Regions from separate parts of the Homo sapiens genome. Here region 2 is linked to region 1. A link is an interaction called in ENCODE POLR2A ChIA-PET data of the cell type or tissue named here. Cell type or tissue: endothelial cell of umbilical vein. All regions are shown on one strand. Each heading gives the region's core, and the rest is flanking DNA. Links, peaks and the distances in the headings are about the cores only. Region 1 has its middle 58 kb from the start of C1D. Region 2 has its middle 8.1 kb from the start of ETAA1.

Region 1 (11,968 bases), core at 2,489-10,488:
AAAATTAATCCTAGACTGAATTTTTCTGACTAGAATCATAATTTAAATCTATTCACCGTGTGTTAGTTATTACAGTTAAATCTAGTTCAGTTGGTTTTTTAAAAATATCACTTTTACTTATGATTTCTATCTCCCTTTCAACCTATAAAATGACTGCACATGTCCCCCTTTATTAAAAATAAAGCAAAAAGCTGGGCGCGGTGGCTCATGCCTGTAATCCCAGCACTTTGAGAGGCCGAGGCGGGCAGATCACCTGATGTCAGGAGTTTGAGACTAGCCTGCCCAACATGGCAAAATCCTGTCTCCACTAAAAATATAAAAATTAGCCAGGTGTGGTGGAGGGCGCCCGTAATCTCAGCTACTCCAGTGGCTGAGGCAGGAGAATCGCTTGAACCCAGGAAGCGGAGGTTGCAGTGAGCCGAGATTTTGTCATTGCACTCCAGCCTGGGTGACAAGAGCAAAACTCTGTCTCTAAATAAATAAATAAAGCAAAAAAAAAAAAAAAAAAGAAAAGAAAAAATAAAAAAATCTAAATGAGAAACATCCCAGATCATCGAAGTCAGCATCTCTCAAAAGGCAGTTTGGGCACTTTGGGCACTTGTCAAAAGGGCTTGGGCTTCACCATAGGCCCCACTGGATCAGAATCTGAGGCTCAAGAATCTGCTTTTAAACGGTCTTCTCAGAGCATCCTTGTGCATACTAAAGTCTGAGAACCACTGATCAAGATGGAAGAAGGAAAGTGGATGCCACCAGGAACCTGAGATAAATCACTTGTTCCAAATAGTATGGCTGTGGGTTTGGGCTGACATTTCCTGGAAGCTAAGGAAAAAAAAAAAAAAGCCGGGCCGGGAGCAGTGGCTGACGCCTGTAATCCCAGCACTTTAGGAGGCCGAGGCAGGCGGATCACGAAGTCAGGAGATCGAGACTATCCTGGCTAACACAGTGAAACCCCGTCTCTACTAAAAATACAAAAAATTAGTGGGGCGTGGTGGCATGTGCCTATAGTCCCAGCTACTCAGGAGGCTGAGGCAGGAGAATCGCTTGAACCCGGGAGGTGGCGGTGGCAGTGAGCTGAGATCGCGCCACTGCACTCCAGCCTGGGCGATAAATCGAGACTCTGTTTCAAAAAAAAAAAAAAAAAAAAAAAAAAGAAAAGAAAAAAATCACTTTATCACTTTGGCTTATGTGGTTTTTAGCTTCTGTCCACAGAATTATACAAGTTCATCAGCAGAGTTCATGCTTCTCAGGAATGAAAGTCATGGTCTTTGTACAGGAAACATGGGGAGACTTTGTGGGTAATATTCTAAGCTCTGATTTTGTAAGATTAACATTACAGTTCTTTAAGTGCACCATCCATTCATGATCTAGAAAGGCTGATTGCGTTTATGATGAAGTCATTTCTGTAGCTGGTGAACATTGCCCAGATACTTTGCTTTATAGCAGTCTAAATTGTGAAGGGATGGAACTTGGACAATTTGGAAGAATAGTTAGTTGGCACATTCATCAGATTATTTTAAAATATTAATCGAGTATTTTGAGGGAGCATTTGGCAGAATGGAAGTGTGGTTTATTCATTACTAAATTCCCCAGTAAGTATCAAGTGAGAGCCATATGCTTTGCAATCAGATATGTGGGGGCAGAACCATCATTTGATTGTGAAAGCCTCATCTGGAAGAAGGTCCAAGTCCAGAGGGCAGGCCTGAAAAGCAGGGAGTCTATAGGTGGAGGCTGTAGAGCCAGGCTTCAGGTTTTAAAGAGTTTAGAGTCTTTGGACCAAAACTCTATTTAGCAAAGAGGAAATGACTTTTTCCCCAAAACTTGTAGGATATATGCCAACTACTCTGTGACTACCATAACATTTCTGGAAATGAAAGTCAGGGTGATTCCTGTGAAACATATATTCTTAAGAACTATATCTTTTTTATTTTTAAGTTCTGGGGTACATGTGCAGGATGTGGAGGTTTGTTACATAGGTAAATATGTGTCATGGTGGTTTGCTGCACCTACCAACCCATCACCTAGATGTTAAGCCCAGCATGCATCAGCTATTTTTCCTAACGCTCTCCCTCTCTCCACTCCACTCCCCTAAGATATAGGCCCCAGGAGAACTATATCTTAATAAGGTAACTCCAAATAACTAAATAAATTGATCTAGGAAGTGGAGTATTTTATGACCACTACCAGAAAAAACAAAACAAAACAAAATCCAAAAAATCCCAGAAAACCACACCTAGTTGTAATTGGTGCTGAATGACTCCTTTGGGCAGTAATAAGCCAGTGAGCCCAACTGCTGCTTATGACCTCTTGTAGGCTAAGTAACATCTCTGGGCCAGCCTTTCCCTTAGTATATTTTGCAGGTAACAGAAACCCAGTTAAAGTTAAACATTAGTGGCATCACATCAACAAGTAGGAATTTGTTATAAAGATTCAGAGAAGGAAAAGAACATGAAAGAAGTTGCATGATGTTTGCAGTTGACAGACTGGTCTCTTTTTGGGCCTCCCCAAAATTGTTTAGAGGCTCTGTGTGTGTGTGTGTGTGTGTGTGTGTGTGTGTGTGCATGTGCATATCTGTCTTGAGAAGTTGGTTTTACAGGAGTGGAGGTTTAGACTATTGGGCATTAAAAATTAATGTGAAAAAAGGTTAAAAATAAAATATGTGATGTCAGGTAAGGACTAAACTTCCTGGTTATGTTTTATATGAATTCACAGACATCAGACTTTGGAAAATGAGGTCTCACTAAATGGACTGGGTAGCTTTGATTGCACCAATGTTGACTGAAATCAGTTAATTTCCCTGTAACAGCTTTGTCTCTGCTTGAATTACTTTGCTAGTGGTTTTTTTTTTTTTTAATTGACACTTGCAGTAATGCTTATTTTATTTTATTTTATTTTATTTTAGATGGAGTCTCACTCTGTCGCCCAGGCTGGAGTGCAGTGGCGCAATCTTGGCTCACCACAACCTTCGCTTCCCGGGTTCAAGCGATTCTCCTGCCTCAGCCTCCTGAGTAGCTGGGACTACAGGTGCGCACCACTGCACCCAGTTAATTTTTGTGTTTTTTTAAGAGACGGGGTTTTACCATGTTGGTCAGGCTGGTCTCGAACTCCTGACCTCGTGATCTGCCCACCTCAGCCTCCCAAAGTGCTGGGATTACAGGTGTGAGCCACTGTGCCTGGCATAGTAATACTTTTTAATAAGTGTTCAAAATTTTCAAATTTTCTGGAGAGGGGATCTAAAACCAAGCATGAAGGGCCCCTGACTTTGTTTCCTGTTGCCAGGAGCGTGTATGCAGCCACCAGGAATATGACTGAGAAGACCCTCCCCCACTGCCCCCACACACCATTTGAAGCTTCATGGCACATGAGTGTCAGATCTATAGTGACCGTGCTTCCAACACCATGTGGTGGGTAACCTCTATTTCAAGTTGGATGAAATATGATTCTGAACTTGTTTGTTCTTAGTTTTGTATTAGGCAGCTTAACTGATATTAAGAGCAACACTTCATCCTATCTTTTAATTTTGCTTTTTACATTTCCCTCTGGTATTTTTAGTCATGAATGTTTTATTCTTGACATTAATGTAATAAATGAAATTGTAAATGTTCAAACATGAGAGAAATACAATTTATCAAATGAATGTGCCCCGAAATCCCATTGTAGCAGATGCTGTTGGTATCCCCATCTGTAGACACTCACACTTATCAGTTGCATTTACACCAGTCTGACTTTCAACCACCCACACCTGAGATGCTTTGCCTGCAGGCTTTCTTGGAGACCTCCCCACTGCCTGTGTTTGGGCCAGCTGGAAGTGCTGGGGAATTAATATCCCTTGGGGTCAGCCCTCAATGAATGATTGATGGGATGTGTGAGTACATACCTCAGCTTCCTTGAGTCTCGTTTGGGATAACTGAAGATAATGTTCTATATTCTCTCCTGGCATTCCCTAGTAGGATAAAGCTTCAGTTGCCTGCAGTATTGACTTGCTTGATAACATACCCTCTAATGCCTTCCTTTCCTTCCTGGTCTCACTTTTCCACTCTCCCGCTGAGGTTTCTTTTTTCTTTTTTTTCTTCAGGATACATGTGCAGAATGTGCAGGTTTGTTACATAGGTGTACGTGTGCCATGGTGGTTTGCTGCCCCTACTGACCCGTCCTCTAAGTTCCCTCCCCTCGCCCCTAACCCCTCAACAGGCCCTGGTGTGTGTTGTTCCCCTCCCTGTGTCCATGTGTTCTCAATGTTCAACTCCCACTTCTGAGTGAGAACATGCAGTGTTTGGTTTTCTGTTTCTGTGTTAGTTCGCTGAGGATGATTTCTTCCAGCTTTATGATCTCATTCCTTTTTATGGCTGGTAGTATTCCATGGTGTATATGTGCCACATTTTATTTATCCAGTCTATCATTGATGGGTATTTGGGTTGGTTCCATGACTTTGCTGTTGTAAATAGTGCTGCAATAAACATATGTGTGCATGTGTCTTCATAATAGAATGATTTATAATCCTTTGGGTATATACCCAGTAATGGGATTACTGGGTCAAATGGTATTTCTGGTTCTAGATCCTTGAGAAATTGCCATGCTGTCTTCCAAAATGGTTGAACTAATTTATATTCCTGCCAACAGTGTGAAAGCTTTCCTATTTCTCCACAGCGTTGCCAGCATCTATTGTTTCTTGACTTTTTAATAGTTGCCATTCTGACTGGCGTGAGATGGTACATCATTGCGGTTTTGATTTGCATTTCTCTAATGATCAGTGATGTTGAGCTTGTTTTCATATGTTTGTTGGCCATGTAAATGTCTTCTTTTGGGAAGTGTCTGCACATGTTTTTTGCTCACTTTTTGATGGGGTTGTTTGTGTTTTTCTTGTAAATTTGTTTAAGTTCCTTGTAAATTCTGGATATTAGACCTTTGTTGGATGGGTAGATTGCAAAAATGTTCTCCTATTCTGTAGGTTGCCTGTTCACTCTGATGATAGTTTCTTTTTTTATACAGAAGGTTTTTAGTTTAATTAGATCCCATTTGTCAAATTCTGGCTTTTGTAGCAATTGCTTTTGTTGTTTTTGTCATGAAGTCTTTGCCCATGCCTATGTCCTGAATGGTATTGCCTAGGTTTTCTTCTAGGGATTTAATGGTTTTGGGATTTACATTTAAGTTTTTAATCTATCTCAAGTTAATTTTTGTATAAAGTGTAAGGAAGGGGTCCAGTTTCAGCTTTCTGCATATGGCTAGCCAGTTATCCCAGCACCATTTATTGAATAGGAGATCCTGTTGCCATTGCTTGTTTTTGTCAGTTTTGTTGACAATCAGGTGGCTGTAGTAGATGTGTGGTGTTATTTCTGAGGTCTCTGTTCTGTCCTATTGGTCTATATGTCTGTTTTGGTACCAGTACCATGCTGTTTTGGTTACTGTAGTCTTGTAGTATAGTTTGAAGTCAGGTAGCATGTTGCCTCCAGCTTTGTTCTTTTTGCTTAGGATTGTCTTGGCTCTACAGGGTCTTCTTTGATTTCATATAAAATTTAAAGTGTTTTTTTTTTCTAATTCTGTGAAGAATGTCAATGGTAGTTTGATGGGAATAGCATTGAATCTATAAATTACCTTGGTCAGTGTGGCCATTTTCACGATATTGATTCTTCCTGTCCATGAGGATGGAAAGTTTATCCATTTGTTTGTGTCCTCTCTTATTTCCTTGAGCAGTGGTTGGTAGTTCTCCTTGAAGAGGTTCTTCACATCCCTTGTTAGCTGTATTCCTAGGTATTTTATTGCTTTTTGTAGCAATTGCGAATGGGAGTTCATTCATAATTTGGCTGTCTGCTTATCTATTGTTGGTATATAGGAATGCTTGTGATTTTTGCACATTGATTTTGTATCCTGAGATTTTGCTGAAGTTGCTTATCAGTTTAAGGAGTTTTTGGGCTGAGATGATGGTATTTTTTCAAAATATAGAATCATGTCATCTGCAAAGAGAGACAATTTGACCTCCTCTCTTCGTATTTGAATATGCTTTATTGCTTTCTCTTGCCTGATTGCCCTGGCCAGAACTTCCAACACTATGTTGAATAGGAGTGGTGAAAGAGGGCATCCTTGTCTTGTACTGGTTTTCAAAGGGAATGCTTCTAGTTTTTACCCATTCAATATGATATTGGCTGTGGGTTTGTCATAAATAGCTCTTATTATTTTGAGATATGTTCCATTAATACCTAGTTTATTGAGTTTTTGTTTTAACATGAACGGCTGTTGAATTTTATCAAAGGCCTTTTCTGCATCTATTGAGATAATCATGTCTTTGGTTCTGTTTATATGATGAATTACATGTATTGATTTGTGTATATTGAACCAGCCTTGCATCCCAGGAAAGAAGCCGACTTCATCGTGGTGGGTAAGTTTTTTGATGTGCTGCTGGGTTCAGTTTGCCAGTGTTTCATTGAGGATTTTAACATTGATGTTCATCAGGGATATTGGCCACAAGTTTCCCTTTTTTGTTGTGTCTCTGCCCAGTTTTGGTGTCAGGATGATGCTGGCTTCATAAAATGAGTTAGGGAGGAGTCCCTCCTTTTCAATTGTTTGGAATAGTTTTGGAAGGAATGGTACCAGCTCTCCTTGTACCTCTGGTAGAATTCGGCTGTGAATCTGTCTGGTCCTGGGCTTTTTTTAGTTGGTAGGCTATTAATTACTGCCTCAATTTCAGAACTCATTATTGGTCTATTCAGGGATTTGACCTCTTCCTGGTTTAGTCTTGGGGGGGTGTATGTGTCCAGGAATTTATCCATTTCTTCTAGATTTTCTAGTTTATTTGCATAGAGGTGTTTATAGTATTCTCTGATGGTAGTTTGTATTTCTGTGGGGTCAGTGGTGATATCCTTTTTATCATCTTTTATTGTGTCTATTTGATTCTTCTCTCTTTTCTTCTTATTAATCTAGCTAGTGGTCCATCTATTTTGTTAATCTTTTCAAAAAACCAGCTCCTGGATTCACTGATTTTTTTTGGAGGGTTTTTTTCTTGTCTCTATCTCTTTTGATTCTGCTCTGATCTTAGTTATTTCTTGTCTTCTGCTAGCTTTTGGATTAGTTTGCTCTCGCCTTTCTAGCTCTTCTAATTGTGATATTAGGGTGTTGACTTGAGATCTTTTTAGCTTTCTGTTATGGGTATTTAGTGGTATAAGTTCCCCTCTTACACCACTAAAGCAGTACTTTAGCTGTGTCCCAGAGATTCTGATACGTTGACTCTTTGTTCCTTTTTTTTTTTTTTTTTTTTTTTTTAGATGGAGTCTCACTGTATTGCCAGGCTGGAGTGCAGTGGCATGATCTTGGCTCACTGCAATCTCTGCCTCCCAGGTCCAAGTGATTCCCCTGCCTCAGCCTCCTGAGTAGCTGGGACTACAGGCACGCATCACCATGCCTGGCTAATTTTTTTTGTGTTTTGGTAGAGATGGGGGTTTCACCATGTTGACCAGGATGGTCTCGATTCCCTGACCCTGTAATCTGCCTGCCTTAGCCCCCAAAAGCGCCACTTTGGACGTGAGCCACTCACAGGTGTGAGCCACTGTGCCCCATGACTCTTTGTTTTTATTGGTTTCAAAGAACTTGATTCTGCCTTAATTTCATTATTTCCCCAGGAGTCATTCAGGAGCAGGTTGTTCGAATTCCATGTAATTGTATGGTTTTGAGTGAGTTTCTTAATCCTGAGTTCTAATTTGATTGCATTGTGGTCTGAGAGACTGTTTCTTATTATTTCATTTCTTTTGCATTTGCTGAGGAGTGTTTACTTCTGATTATGTGGTCAATTTTAGAATAAGTGCCATGTGGCACTGAGAGGAATGTATATTCTGTTGATTTAGGGTGGAGAGTTCCATAGATGTCTATTAGGTCCACTTGATCCAGAGCTGAGTTCAAGTCCTGAATATCTGTTAATTTTCTGCCTTACTGATCTGTCAGTTGATTGACAGTGGCATTTTAAAGTCTCCCACTATTATTGTGTGGGAGTCTAAGTCTCTTTGTAGGTCTCTAAGAACTTGTTTTATGAATCTGGGTGCTCCTATATTGGGTGCATACATATTTAGAATAGTTAGCTCTTCTTGTTGAATTGTTCTCTTTACAATTATGTAATCCCTTTCTTTGTGGTTTTTTTTGGTCTTTGTTTGTTTAAAGTCTGTTTTGTCAGAGACTAGGATTGTAACCCGTGCTTTTTTTTTGCTTTCCTTTTGCTTGGTAAATTTTCCTCCCTTCCTTTATTTTGAGCCTATGTATGTCTTTGCACGTGAGATGGGTCTCCTGAATACAGCATACCCATGGGTCTTGACTGTTTATCCAATTTGCCAGTCTGTGTCTTTTAAATGGGGGCATTTAGCCCATTTACATTTAAGGTTAGTATTGTTATGTGTAAAGTTTGTCCTGTCATCATGATGCTAGTTGGTTATTTCGCACACTAGTTGATGCAGTTTCTTTATAGTGTCATTGGTCTTTACATTTTGGTGTGTTTTGCAGTGACTGGTGCTGGTTTTTCCTTTCCATATTTAGTGCTTCTTTCAGGAACTCTTGCAAGGCAGGCCTGGTGGTAACAAAATCCCTCAGCATTTGCTTGTCTGGAAAGGATTTTATTTCTCCTTTGCCTATGAAACTTAGTTTGGCTGGATATGAATTCTGGGTTGAAAATTCTTTTCTTTAAGAATATTGAATATTGGCACCCAATCTCTTCTGGCTTATAGAGTTTCTGCTGAGAGGTCTGCTATTAGTCTGATGGGCTTCCCTTTGTAGGTGACCTGGCCTTTCTCTCCGGCTGCCCTTAACTTTGTTTCGTTCATTTTGACCTTGGAGAATCTGATGATTATGTGTTTTTGGGTTGATCTTCTCATCGAGTATCCTAGTGGTGTTCTGTGTATTTCCTGAATTTACATGTTGGCCTGTCTTGCTAGGTTGGGGAAGTTCTCCTGGATAATATCCTGAAGTGTGTTTTCCAGCTTGTTTCCATTCTTCCTGTCTCCTTCAGGTACTCCAATCAATCATAGGCTTGGTTTTTTATGAAGTCCCATATTTCTTGGAGTCTTTATTCATTCCTTTTCATTCTTTTTTCTCTAGTCTTGTCTTCATGCCTTATTTCAGCAAGGTTGTCTTCAAACTCTGATATCCCTTCTTCAGCTTGGTTGATTCAGCTACTGATACTTGTGTATGCTTCATGAAGTTCTCCTGCTGTGTTTTTCAGCTCCATCAGGTCATTTATTTTCCTCTCTAAACTGGCTATTCTAGTTAGCAGCTCCTCTAACCTTTTATCAAGGTTCTTAGCTTGTTTGCACTGGGTTAGAACATGATCCTTTAGCTCGGTGTAGTTTTTTTTTTTTTTACCCATCTTCTGAAGCCTACTCCCATCAATTCATCCATCTCATCCTCTGCCCAGTTCTGCGGCCTTACTGGAGAAACACTATGATCATTTGGAGGAGAAAAGGCACTCTGGTCTTTTGGGTTTTCAGCATTTTTTGTTGATTCTTTCTCATCTTTGTGAGTTTGTCTACTTTTGATATTTCAGACTGCTGACCCTTGGATGGGGTTTTTGTGGGGGCTTTTTTTGTTGTTGTTGATGCTGTTGTTGTTGCTTTCTGTTTGTTTGTTTTTCTTTCCATGGTTTGTTTCTTTCTTTCAAAGCCCTCTTCTGTACAGCTGCTGTGGTTTGCTGGGGGTTTGCTTCAGGCCCTGTTCATCTGGTTCACTCCTGCACCTGGAGATATCATGCAAGGAGGCTGGAGAACAGCAATAATGGGTGCTTGCTCCTTCTTCTGGGATTTCTGACCTTGAGGGGCACCATACTGATGTCAGTAGGATCGCTCCTGTGTAGGTTGTCTGACAACCCCTGTTGGAGGGCCCCACCCACTTGGATGGGATGGGGAACAGGACCTATTTAACGAAGTACTTTGACTGTCCATTGGTGGAGGGGGTGTGCTTTGCTTGGGGGAAACCCACTCATCTGGGCTGCCGGATTCCTCCGAAATACCAAGAGAAAGGCTAAGTCTGCTGGTCTACAGAGACTGCAGCCACCCTTCTCCTTAGGGGCTCAAGCCCAGGGAGATCTGGGTTCTGTCCCTGAACCTCTGGCTGGAGTTATTGGAGTTCCTGCAGGGAAGCCCTATCCAGTGAGGAAGGATGAGTCAGGGTCAAGCCTGAAGAGGCGCTCTGGCCACAGTCTGCCACAGCTGGTGTGTTGGGCGGTGGGGGACATGTCTTAGGACCAAGCCGTATAGCCTCCCTGGCTCCAGCAGGGGAAAAGTGTGGCCTGGAGCTATAGAAATGGGTGCTGTCCTTCCCTTGCCCAGGGAGCTTAGCGTGTTAGGCAGTTGTGAGTCCCAATGCTGGCTGCTGCTCCTCCCACGAGGAGCTCAAATGGCTTAGACAGCAGGCAGCCACAGCTGTGGTGCTGGTCGCCCCTCTTCCCAGGAGCTTGGTAGGCTTAAGCAGATTCCAGCTGAGAGGCTGTTGAGAATCTGTGCAGCTCTGGGGTTGGGACACTAGGTCCCAGTGGCATTGGTTCATGAGTAGGATCTTCCAATCCGTGGGTTTTATGAAGCTATTTGACTGTCATAGGAAGTGAGCTACTGCATCCTCTGCTTTAGTGTTTATGTTAGTGGTTCTCAAAGCGTAGTTCCAAAACCAGTGGCAACACCATCCCCTTGAAACTTGTTAGAAATGCAAATTCTTGGGACCCAGCCCAGACCTACTGAATCAGAAACTCTGGAGATAGGGCCCAGCAACCTGGGGTGTAACAAACCCTTCAGTGATTCTGGTTTATGTTCAAGTTTGAGAACAACTGGTCCGTGTTCTGGTGGAAAAGACAAAGTGAGAATGCCTCCATCTCCAGTCACAGGCTCCTGGTTGCCAAGGATGCCCTGATACTAGTTCCTAAAGGAAGACTGCTCCTTTCTGTAACTCAGACCTCTTTGTAGCACTTGGGACATAGATACTGGGAGGGAGCGTTCTTGTGATCAGGGAGCAAAGACTGGCTACCTTCAAGTAAAAGGCAACAAACTCTTTTGTTGGAAATATCATTGAAACCACCTGCCCAAACATGGCTCCGATGGGGTGAACAGTGATACTGACCTGTAGACATGCTTCCTCTGCCCACTCCCTAAAACAAATTAGAACAAGAAAAACAGCCACCTTCAATGTGTTCCAAGGATAGGCCAGGCACTATGCTACATAAGCTCTCTCTAAGCCCCAGTATAATGGTATTTGGAGGTGGGGTCTTTGGGAAGTGAATGGGTTTAGATGGGGTTATAAGGGTGGCACCCTGTGATGGGATTGATGATTTTTTAAGAAGTGGCAGAGACGAGAGCTGTGTGCCATGTGAGGACACAGTCAGAGAACGCAGCCATCCGTAAGCCAGTAAGAGGGCCCTCACCAGAACCCACATTGCTGGGAACTGACCTCAGACTTCCAGACTCCAGAACTGTGAGAAATAAGTTTCTGTTGCCTAAGCCTCCCAGTCTGTTGTATTTGTTACAGCAGCCTGAGCTGACTAATACAGTACAATTATTATCCCATTTTATCAGTGAGAAAATAGGTTCAAAAAGACCAATGAGAAAATAGATTCAAAAAGACCAAGAGCCAACTGTGTGAAGAGACCAAGGAACTTGTCCTGCTTCACCAAACTAGTGAGCATCAGAGTAGATTTGGTTATGGCCTGGGTGCCTTGTCAACCTGAAGGCCCTAGATTTCCTGGTTGGCTGAGGGTTTAAATTTCTCCCTTTATTTGGAAACTTAGTAGGGTGGACCTCTTACTCAAGGGACTTGGCCTTTGAGCCTTCCTCAATGATCCAGGTTTCAAATTTTCTGGATGTCACCTCCTGACTCCACAAAGTCCAATTTTAAAGGAGTCATATTATCCTGCTCAGTTCAGGGGTGCTCTGAAGCTCTTGCACAGCTCTCAGTTTCCTCCTTCTCTTGTTAGAGCTTGTGCCAGTCCCATGAACCCACCCTTTCTCCAGGAATTCCT
Region 2 (11,968 bases), core at 1,475-9,474, 610 kb after region 1:
AGTTTTTGATCTAGCAATCCCACTCTGAGGAATATTCTCTGTTTAAATGCATGGACTTGTTCATCAAGATACAGTTTATAAAAATGCTTTGGTGGGATGCAGTGGCTTATGCCTGTAATCCTAGCACTTTGAGAAGCCGAGGCAGGTGGACTGCTTGAGCCCAGGAGTTTGAGACCAGCCTGGGCAACATGGCGAAAACCCATCTCTACAAAAAATACAAAAAATTAGCTGGGCATTTTGGCGCATGGCTGTAGTCCCAGCTACTAGGAAGGAGAATCACTTGAGCCCAGAAGTTGACTTGCTGTGAGTCATGATTGTGCCACTGCATTCCAGCCTGGGCAACAGAAAAAAAAAAGAAAAAACAAAGAAGAAGAAAAATGCTTTTAGCAGTAAAATTCAATTCAAAATTACTTCATACTGTAAGTGGACCAAATGCTTTCCAACAGTAGAATGATAAATATATTGAACTATATTCACACAACAAAATAGCAATGAAAATGAAAACTACAACTCTGTGCGACAACATGGATAAATCTGACAAACATAAAGTTGAGCAAAAAAAAGCTAGACCTCCCAACCCTCCTCCATAATGTTAAATAAATCCCATATAAATTCCATCAGGCAAAGTTCTACTATATTGTATAGGGATGTAAGCTTTAGTGTTAAAATGATAAAGAAAAATCTAGGAATGATTACCATAAAGGTCAGGATAATAGTTACCTTCGGGAGGGGGAAGGGACAGTGATTAGAAGTGGACAGAGGGAGGAGAGAATTTCATGTATTTATTGGCTTTGTTTATTTTCATGTTCTAGTTGTTAATTACAAAAGTATTTGCTTTGTGGTAATCTACTGAGCTGTACATTTTGTTCATTTTCTACACACATGTTATATTTATCAATTAAAATGTTTAAAATGTTAATGTAAGGCAAAGATCTTAGTTCCTACTGAGGAGCTGATATATTTCTTCTATCTTGTAAACTATTCTGTTTTTACTCTTTAATTTTGCTGACAGAAATCCTAGAACTAAATTTGAGATTCAGGGCTAGCAGTTATATAAACCATATAAACCGTTGTGAATAGATAATTCCATTATTTTTCCTCAGTGTTTGACCTTCTACTAATACTTTTTCTTTCCATGATTGTTTTTTACCTACATGTATTTAAACCATTGTTTAGTTTTATTTATTTATAACCGGATAAGACTGGAATACAAGTGATATTACATCTTTTAAAATTCAAATTAATTACTTGAACCTTCACTTGTATAAATTAGCAGGAATATTACTATTTCTCTCAGAGATCTCTCCTACCTCTCAAATGACCAAAAATCCTAGAAGCATTAAAAAAAATGTAAAAAGAACTTAATTTACCAAATAAATATCCAACTCACATTTAGAAAGTAATTAAGGAAGTTTAAAGAATTTAGTGATGTTTATAAGAGAAATAACCATGTAGTAATCCTTTAAAGCATATTAATGCTGCAAATAAAATAACAGTGAATACTTTACCATAACTCCAAATTCTATAGTGCCCAAGTAACCATTGCTGAAATGAACAACTTGAGCCTAAAGTACAGACGTGTTGTCTTAACACACCTAGGATGGCTGTAACCTGTAATCATTATGGGGTAGGAAATTATAGTAAATTTTAACTTGAAAATTACTTACTTTACATAATCTGTTACATTTCTAAGTGTACTTCAAATTAAATTTACTTCCTGACTATAGCTCCTGAAATAAGTATAACACAATTAACTCCTTAATAAAATGTTTTTAATGTGAAACAAAAGTCTTACAGATGTTTGAATGCAATATGATTCATAGCTCAGCATTTCTAGGCATTTGAATAATTTATACATATAAGTAAGGTTTACTGCAACTAAAAACTGTAATAAACCAAAGTGAAACTCTTGCTTGTTTCACTTACAGGGATTATTTATAAACTTGACAATAATTATTAAGGCAAAAATTGTGACACTGAAGGTCTGAGTTACTAAGGAGCTTCTCTGCCAGTGATTGCCTCCTCACTTACATTACAACGATGGGTCAATGCTACTGATCAATGGCTAACTGTGAGCAGTCTTCCTTTCAAGAAAAAAAAATCCATAATTATGTGAATTATGTTTGTGTTTTATATACAGAGCTCCAGCTCCAAATCTGTGAGAGTGCATTTGGCAGAATCTGAACAAGCAACACAATGATTAGAGGGTTTTTGTTTTTTTGTTTGTTTTTAACAGTTTTGTTACAATGTTTCCACCCCAAAATGTACCTGGGTAAGTGCTGGGCCCATTTTTCCTTATTCCTGACATAGCTGCAATTGTATTAGCTAGAACCACCTATTATGCCTAGCTGCTCCATCAGGAGCCTCTGCTGCCTAGGTGACCATGTCTGGCCAGACGGGCCCAATCGGGTAAAAATGACTGGACTAGACATGGGCACCTGATTTTAGGAACCAGTCCATAGCCAGCTTCTCCACCTCTGACTGACACAAAAAGATGCATTGAGACAATCCTATTCTTTCTTGGAGATTTGAACTAAGAATTTGCTAGAGGGCCCTGTGCAAAACCATGGTGGGCAGAAACTACGAAGAAGCTTGCTCAAAGTGGAACTGAAGGAAGTAGCAGAATTATGCAGACTGGGGACCACTGGAATCAACATCTGTTGACTCTGGATACCTTGAAACCCAACCACCATTCAGCTTCAATGTCCGTAAGACCAGATTTTACTGTGATACCAGTCCTTTTTTCTTTCAATGTGAGCCTTTACAGTAAACTTCCTTTGTTAGGTAGGGGCTAGCTAATGCCAGTTGGTCTCTATTTCTTACATCTAAAAAGAAACCTGAACTAAAACATAGAACAAACACCAGAATTGGGTCAAGGGTTGTAGTCTTATTGTTTCTCAATTAAAAGAATATTATTTTTAAAAGTTCAAAATAGAATGAAACAAAATCCCATTTAAATATGGAGCTGGAAGTTAAAATATTTTAGTGACTCCTTTGGACCTGAGACAAATTATACTGGAGACTAGCTGTCATCTGAAATCACTTTTTCTTAAGTTTTTTTGGTTCAATTATTGCATAAAGACCTAACAGTTAGAGAAATAAGGAATGTATTTTTATTTCTCTGTAGCCCCATACTCCTGGGGATGACATTTCAACCTTTGCTCTATCAGTTTCTACGATTTTCTTACCCTCTGAACCTACCAATATACTTTTCTTACTAGGCTCCAGCTTTGAATCAATCATGCTATTTGTTTTCTCAGCTCCTGGGCTGTTATATTGTAAAGATTCTTTACTGCACTAGCATGAACCTATAGTCATCAGCTGAGCTTTCAATGGCACATGACAATGTCACTGAGCAGCTCATGCTTCTCTTCTCCAAAATAGAGATTCCAAATTTCTAACACTTTCTATAAATCCCCTTCCAGCTCAGATTGTTCCTTTTTTAAAAGTTATTTGTATCCTACTTCCTAGAAAAAAAATTGACCTATGAAATATAAAATCCCTCATTAAAATTATGAAGCAGATAAGGATGTCTGTCATATCTAATTTTGCTCAGGGTGGAATATAGCTAGCTTTAAAACCAGCCAACTGACCATGAATCAACTATAGTTGTAAGCCTTTCTTACAGGTAAAGGGGTCCACTTTACAAAGTTTTAAGCTAAAACCCATAAGCAGAAGTCCCGAGGTGGAGCTTCTGGAAAAAATCTTTCTTCCTGATTGAAACAAGGAACTGCAGAGGTCATGATGGGACTATGAGGCCTAAAGCCACACTCTCTAAGGGTAGTAGAACAGAAGAATTCAAGGAGCTGAGGTTCCCAAGGTATCATGCAACCACAGTACCTGGCCTGGGTGGCCTAGCTCTATGCCATCAATCCTTTACCCTTTGATATTCATCAATCCCTTACTTGTTTAAACCAATAATTCTCAAACTAGTAGCATTAGTATCACCTGGGAACTTGTTAGAAATCCATATTCTTGGGCCCCATACTGGGTAAGAAACAGTGTGGGTTTAGAAATCTGAGCTTTTATAAGCCCTCCAGGTGATTTTGACGCATTTTAATGTCTGAGAATCTCTAGTTTATGTCGCTGTCTTTTAAGTCTTCCTAAAGGCCAAATAAAAAATGTATTTTTATGCATATATGGGGCTAAAAAACTGGCTAGCTTTAAAAATGTAACATTTTAATTTTTAATATATTAACGGCTAATATAAAAAAGTAAAAAATTTGTATAACAAAATAAAATACTTATACCGTGGTATGGAAGAAAAGCAAGTTATGCATGTCGTATCTACTATTCATATGCACATGAGTATGTGCATATACTCCCAAACATTTCAAATGAAATATTCCAAATATTGACTATACATTATCTCTAGGTAGTGGGATTTAACTAATGCTTGTTTTGTTTTTTTTTCTTCCAAATTATCTACAATGAAGATGTATTGCTTTTAAAACCAGAAAAATATGCATAAAATATTATATATGAAGCATGCAAATGATAGATTTAAGAATAGACACTAGGTGAGACATAAGGATTTAATTACTAAGGATAAACTTAAGAGAAATTGTACTAAAAGCTCATAATGGGATAAATAAAGTTGCAATGTTTTTTGGCAATCGTTCTACAGTACCAAATATACTCCCTGGAATCTTCACTACGATCAAGATAATGAACCTATTCATCACCCCCAGAAGTTTCCTCGTGCCCCTTTGTATTACTTTTGTTTGTAATAGGTAAGTTGACATATTTACTTTTGATTCATGGCTGTGTTCGACAAGAAGCTTGCAAAATTACTCGGGATTTAATAATCAGCTCTTACAAGCTAGTATGAACTGGCTACAGCACACCACTGATTCTGTTACTGCTCATTCTCCTTTCTCTAGTTTAAGTAACTTCAGTTTCTTTGACAGTTCCTCATCTTACCTATGTTTTCCAGGCTTTCATCAATTTTAAACCTCTCAATTCAGTGGTTGAGCTCAGACCTGGACCTAGAGAGACCTATACTTTAGGTTATAGGCTTAAAAATGAAGCCTATAAATGCTTGGGGCAGTTTACAAGGGCTGAGAAATTGGAGGTTGCTGGGAAAAGCAGCTCTACTATAGAAAGGGTCCCTTTCTAAGTAAGTCACCCTTGGGAGTTCAGTCTGTGAATGTCAGTAGAAGGATGAAGGGAAGCAGGTTACCCAGTTCTGATGTGGGGCATACTATTGCACACTGCTTTCTGCAAGCAGCACTTAGTAGCACTAATTGAATCCAACCCCACTGATCATTTCAGATACCAACCCCCATCTGGCCTATATCTACTCAGGAATAATGGCTGTGGGTGTCATAGAGGTAATTTGAAAGACATTTTCCTCTACTGCTTTAAGTGAAACCTCAAGAATATTTTAAAAAACCCTCAGCAGTCCCAAAATGTCTTATTCAGGGTTAATAACTTTCTTTCCACTGGCCATAATGGAATTTAGTCCTCATTTATGTGTTCTTGCTTTTATGAATCCCAGAAAGATGGCCTGATTTTAAAGCTTGTCCTTGACTCTTCTTCAAGCAGCAGGATCCAGATCATTCACTCTGCCACCATAATTTTAACATAAAACACTCCTAAACTGTGTCTGAGACGATTACAAATTTCTTTATCTTGCAGTAAAAGTAAAATCTCAAAACTTTTACAATTCTTAATAGTATTTAGGTTACCCTAGCCAAGTGCAGGCCTAGGAATGCTAGGAATGTCCTAGATGCAAATAGTTTTTTGGTGAATGGTTATTTATGCAGAATATTCTGGCCCAAGCTGAAAATGGCTTTTGATTGTTTAGAAAGGAAATTACAGCATTTAAAACATATTAAAGTTTAAAATAACATTTTTGAGCAATTAGGATATAAAAGAATAGATGGGGAAGAAATTAGTTAAATTGCAAGACCCGTAAACAAAACTAACACTACTCATTTCAATTCAGTTCCCAGCCTAAGAAAATTTTCATTTCAGCAAGGCTTTTCCTGTCTTTTAGACTACTGGAAAAAATGGTTGGTTCATTTCACATGAAAGTAATGGACCCTGGCTTTGGTCTAGTATTAATAATGTAGATGACAGTGTGAGGCAACACTGGGTCTGGGGGTTATTCCATTGGCAAATATGTATGAAAAACACAGGAATATTTATTCTGCTGAACTATTTTTATAAGCCTGTTATGGCTTCTAAATCATCAAGAGGAAGGTTCCTTTACTTGCTACTCTTCACATTTCCAAACCCTCCCGGTCTTTGAATAGTTGTTGCTGTTCAAAGTGTAGGAGTATATGGAAGAGCAACATGGATATCACCTGGGAGCTCATTAGAAATGCAGAACTTAGGCCCCAGACCTGCTGAAGCAGGATCTGCATGGTAACAAGATCCCAGGCCATTCACAATCACAAGAAAGTCCCACAGGTGACCATCTGCAGAGACTGTCTCTAATAATTTTGGCCCGCAATGTTTAATGCCTCTTTTCTCTGAACTTTTACCTTACCTTCTGTCTGCTCTATATAATTTAGCAGTTGATTATATGATCTTATGTTTCTTAATAATTACTGGAGGTATGCAAATCTTATTTACAAGATTATGCAAGTCTCTGTTACGGAGGTTTGCAATCAATGCTCATTATTCCATTGTTTGTTAAAGCCCTATTCTATTCCTTTCTGCCTTATGTTCCAAAACATTTTGAGGTCAGGTTTAGGAAAAATTATAAAAAATTATCCTAATATTAATAAAAGTAAATACATGCTTTAGAAAGAAGCTGTTAATAAGAGTGGAAGACTGTAAATAACTTCATATATAGTTTTTGTTTTCTTATGAATGCCAAGACATGAAAGTAAACTGTGCTCTTGGCAAATGGTTTAGAATATAACCAATCCTTGATTTTTCATTAAAATCATATCTGTAGCCTGTAATCCCAGCACTTTGGGATGTTGAGGCAGGAAGATTGCTTGAGACCAGAAGTCAGAGACCAGCCTGGGCAACATAGTGAGATGCGTCTCTACCAAAAAAAGTAAAAAAAAAAAAAAAAAAAAATTAGCTGGATATGGTAGTGCATGCCTGTAGTCCTACCTACTCAGGAGGCTAAGGCGGGAGGATCCCTTGAGCCCAGGAGTTCAAGGTTGCAGTGAGCTCTAATTATGCCATTATGCTGTAGCCTACAGCCTGGGCAACAGAGCAAGACCCTGAATCAAAAAAGAAGAGAGAGAGAGAGAGAGAGAGAGAGAGAGAAAAGAAAGAAAGAGAAAGGAAAAAGGAAAGAAAGAAAGAAAGAAAGGCTTAGTACGAGTACATCAATAGCAAAAGAATTAGAGGTACTATGGCACAGTAGTTAATTTAACATTTTTTATGGCAATATCTACTTTGTGAATTGACCATAATATTATTTAATCTCTATGAGCTTGTAAGATCTCAATTTAATATCATTACAAGCCATCCCTTGTGTTTAAAGTACATCTCCATTAGAATTAGTTCCCAGATTGTATTAATGCTTAAAGAATTAAAATAACTATTAGCAAGAGAGGAATGAAAAATCTAGGAAAACGAACAACATAACACGTATATTGTACACACACACATACACACACACACACCCACACATACACACACAGGCTGACCTGTTGACTGCTCCAGGCAATGTTGGAATAGGAAATAAGTTTTCTGTTGAGGTTAATATTTTTGTGGATTTTTTTAACCATTGTAAGAAAACCTGTAATAAATTTAAGAGTAGAAAAAAATAGTTTTGCTGTTAGGAAAGATAAAAGAAAGTTATCATATATTATGTTCTGTAGATTGTTTCTTTCGGTGGTATCAAAAGAATTGGCCCATGTTTGAAGATCTGAATTTAATTAAGTCTACACAGAATATAGTTTAAAGGTGTGAAGACTTTGCTATTAATATGATAAATACTTTTTCTTAAGACATTGTTTATCTACAGAAAGACTACCATATTCAAGATTTAAAGGTAGATTGTTTTTGTTCACATCATTTTGATCTTAGGTTTTGCTGGAAACATTCACAAGAAGGGGGCCTTTAATTTATGTATGCTTTAAGAATACTTAATAGCTAATCTACAAATTAAAAAAAAAAATACCTGGCTAGGCACGGTGGCTCACGCCTGTAATCCCAGCACTTTGGGAGGCCGAGGTGGGCAGATCACGAGGTCAGGAGATCGAGACCATCCGGGCTAACATGCAGAAGCCCTGTCTCTACTAAAAACTCAAAAAATTAGCCGGGCGTGGTGGCACATGCCTCTAGTCCCAGCTACTCGGGAGGCTGAGGCAGGAGAATCCCTTGAATCCCGGAGGTGGAGGTTGCAGTGAGCCGAGATTATGCCACTGTACTCCATCCTGGGCAACAGAGCGAGACTGTGTCTCAAAAAAAAAAAAAAAAAAAAATTCCTTTTTTGTTTTTCCACAAAAATTTTTTCTGTGTTTTCCTTGAAGTTTTTCCAAGGAAAAACTTTGGAAACCATGTCCTGCCTTGAATTACTTTTAATAATCTCAAGACAGCATGGATTGGCTTGCAAAGACTAATAGTTGACTTCATGTTCCAGAAGCATCAGAGAATGCTGATCATGTTGAGAGCTGGCCCCTTTGCAGGCATCTACTGGGTTTCCTGGAAGTAAAAACTTGTAATTTTCAAGTATGGCATGGGGATAGTTGCTCTGAAATGCATTCCAGAACTGTCAAGATTAGGTCTTCATGAGAAGTCAGGTTTGGAGAAGTCATTCATTCAAGATGATGTTTAGGTAGTAGAAATCAGTGAAGGTGATTGCAGAGGTCAAAGGGCATGACCCTACATTCTAATGACAGGAATTGTGTTTGGAAAATTTCAGTTTTCTTCTTAATGTGTCCACTTGAATGCATGCAAGCTCTGTGGAGATAAGCAGAGTCTATGGTAGTTTTGTCCTGTGGCTATCTTGGGCCCACTAGAATCATAGCAGATATGACAGAGGCACAGCTTGCCTCAGTTTCTGCTTACACACAGAACAGCTTCTTCTACATATAAAGCCACATATAATTTAACACCTAAACTAGGACACTTGTGACAGTGAAAAGAGATGCTATTGACAATTTCAGCTGGAAAACAGGTGGATACCATTTGGCTAATGGATCAATGAGAAATGTTGAAGAATGAATGAACCAGCATCTGTGTGTTTTATTAATGGGTTTTCAAAGACCCTGGGTCTTCAGACCTAAGAAGAAGGTGGTATAGCAAAGCACTGGCTTTGGGGGTACACAGCCAGTTGAAATCCTACTTTAACATTTACTGTTTGTGTGATCTTGGGCATATTTGCTAATTACTTTGTGTCTCTCTGTTTTCTTGTTATAAATGGGAATAATAATTCTCACCACACCGGGTTGTTTTAAGAATTAAAGAAATGATGTATATATAGCATTTGGTGTGGTGCCTGGCACAGAGTAAACATTTGGCAAATAATCATTATTATTCTTAATTATTGTCCCTACTTGACCAGAACCTTGTTCTAGGTATAAGAATAATGCTACAGCACAGTCAAGGTGGAGAAGAGCCATTTTGGCCTCTTGGTCGAAGCATCCATTGTAACAAAACAACTCAGCCTGATGTCCCATGATCATGAAAGGAGCTCATGGTAGGACTGAATGAACACGGTGTCTTACAAATATTTAGGCTGAATCATGAGGACCAGGGCCCAAGCCTTTAGTATAGGCCTACTGCTTGAATAGGAAGGCCTTATACAACCAAAATGACCTAGATTTCCAGCACATCTTCCTGATGCTCTGCAATATTTATCTTTTTCTTGGAAGAGCTCATTAGCAAGATGGAAGGTGTTCAGGTTACTCACGAATGTACATATTATAGACTTCTCTTTATGAGTATATGTGTTAGTTTATTTTTGCATTGCTACAAATACCCGAGGCTTGGTAATTTATAAAGAAAAGAGGTTTAATTAGCTCACAGTTCTGTAGGCTGTATAGGAAGCATGGTGCTGGCATCTGCTCAGCTTCTGGTAGGGCCATAGGGAGGTTTTACTCATGGCAGAAGGCCAAGGGGGAAAAAGGCATGGTGAGAGAGGGAGCAAGAGAGAGAGAAGGGGGAGGTCCCAGACTCTCTGAACAACTAGGTCTATTGTGAACTGAGTGAGAACTCACTCATCACCAAGGAGATGGTGCTAAGCCATTCATGAGGGATCTGCCCCCATCATCCAATACTTCCCACCAGGCCCCACCTCCAACATTGAGGATCACATTTCAACATGAGATTTGAAAGGGACACACCTCCAAATCCTATCAGTATATGAATAATGTTGAAATATACTTTTCTGGGGGAATATAGGGGAAGTAGGGCCAGTGGTTTGCTCATAAAAAAATTTCAAAAATTGTGAAAGCCATCATTAAAAATTAATTTATATATAAACCTGTACTAAATAAAAGATCTTAAAAACAAAGTTTATAAATACTCAAAACTCATTACTTCATAATTATTTTACTACATTTTACTAATATCTATGCTTTTAAGTTTGTGTCTGTTGTGTCTGTATGGGAGAAATATTCTACGGTGGTCTGCTGTTGTCATTATATATCTTTTCTCAGTTCAGTGTATTCAGTGATGTCACCCTGGTAGCTTGAAATTAGCCATGATGGGAATAGTTACACCATGGAAACTGGTGAGCACTACAAATAAAGGCTTGATTTATTGTTTTTTGATTGTTGATTGCCTCGACCTTAGACAGTTATACAGGAAATGCACATTAAACTTAAATGTATGCCTTGACTGTAACCAGCACGGTGTGAATGGACCAAAAAATGAGGAAATATTCTTCAAGTATTCAAAAACAATTCTCTGATAGAGCAAAGAAGTCACTTCATCATTGAGAAACTACTGAAGTTCCTATATTTATCTTCATTGTTTCACTTTCTTGTTAACATAAAAAAATGTGTTAACCAAGATTTATGTCAGAACTATACTGTGGCTCATCAATTGCAGCCATAGGTTGGCTGTGAATGCAACAGTTTAGTAAAAACAAAAACATTCTGTGAGATTCAATTAGCTATATATAATTTACAGTAACAAATATTGTATATATTATTATTTGCAAATTGTATGCCAAGAATCCTTCATATTAGTCACAATTTATAATAATTGTATGTATATGTCCATCTATCTATGCCTATATTGTTTTTTTTTTAAATTATTATTATACTTTAAGTTTTAGGGTACATGTGCACAATGTGCAGGTTAGTTACATATGTATACATGTGCCATGCTGGTGCGCTGCACCCACTAACTCGTCATCTAGCATTAGGTATATCTCCCAATGCTATTCCGCCCCCCTCCCCCCACCCCACAACAGTCCCCAGAGTGTGATGTTCCCCTTCCTGTGTCCATGTGTTCTCATTGTTCAGTTCCCACCTATGAGTGAGAATATACGGTGTTTGGTTTTTTGTTCTTGCGATAGTTTACTGAGAATGATGATTTCCAATTTCACCCATGTCCCTACAAAGGACATGAACTCATCTTTTTATGGCTGCATAGTATTCCATGGTGTATATGTGCCACATTTTCTTAATCCAGTCTATCATTGTTGGACATTTGGGTTGGTTCCAAGTCTTTGCTATTGTGAATAGTGCCACAATAAACATACGTGTGCATGTGTCTTTATAGCAGCATGATTTATAGTCCTTTGGGTATATACCCAGTAATGGGATGGCTGGGTCAAATGGTATTTCTAGTTCTAGATCCCTGAGGAATCGCCACACTGACTTCCACAATGGTTGAACTAGTTTACAGTCCTACCAACAGTGTAAAAGTGTTCCTATTTATCCACATCCTCTCCAGCACCTGTTGTTTCTTGTTTTAAATGAGAGATGGTTGTTAAATATTTTCCAGAATACTACTCATTGCAACCTATGGATCTAACCTTGTCTGATGTCAGTACTGCCCCTAAGGGTAGTATGTAATCATGTGGGGTAGTGGGCTTGGC

Evidence for each region. ChIA-PET counts read pairs that join two places held together with the same protein. Peaks named below come from ENCODE experiments on the same cell type or tissue, not always from the same donor. Only the 100,000 strongest peaks of a DNase experiment are listed, where the experiment ranks them.
Region 2: POLR2A ChIA-PET joins it to region 1 with 11 read pairs; 2 of 35 experiments call an interaction of 5 or more read pairs at or near these places.

The regions. Positions count from the first base shown.
Region 1 is chr2:67,999,029-68,010,996 of GRCh38, reverse strand. No RefSeq gene overlaps it. Among named protein-coding and RNA genes, the nearest start is that of C1D, 58 kb to the left of the region's middle. In endothelial cell of umbilical vein, for the core only: no CTCF peak of the experiment used is centred there; no DNase peak of the experiment used is centred there.
Region 2 is chr2:67,383,265-67,395,232 of GRCh38, reverse strand. No RefSeq gene overlaps it. Among named protein-coding and RNA genes, the nearest start is that of ETAA1, 8.1 kb to the left of the region's middle. In endothelial cell of umbilical vein, for the core only: no CTCF peak of the experiment used is centred there; a DNase peak (open chromatin) is centred at 5,812; H3K27ac peaks cover 1,909 bases.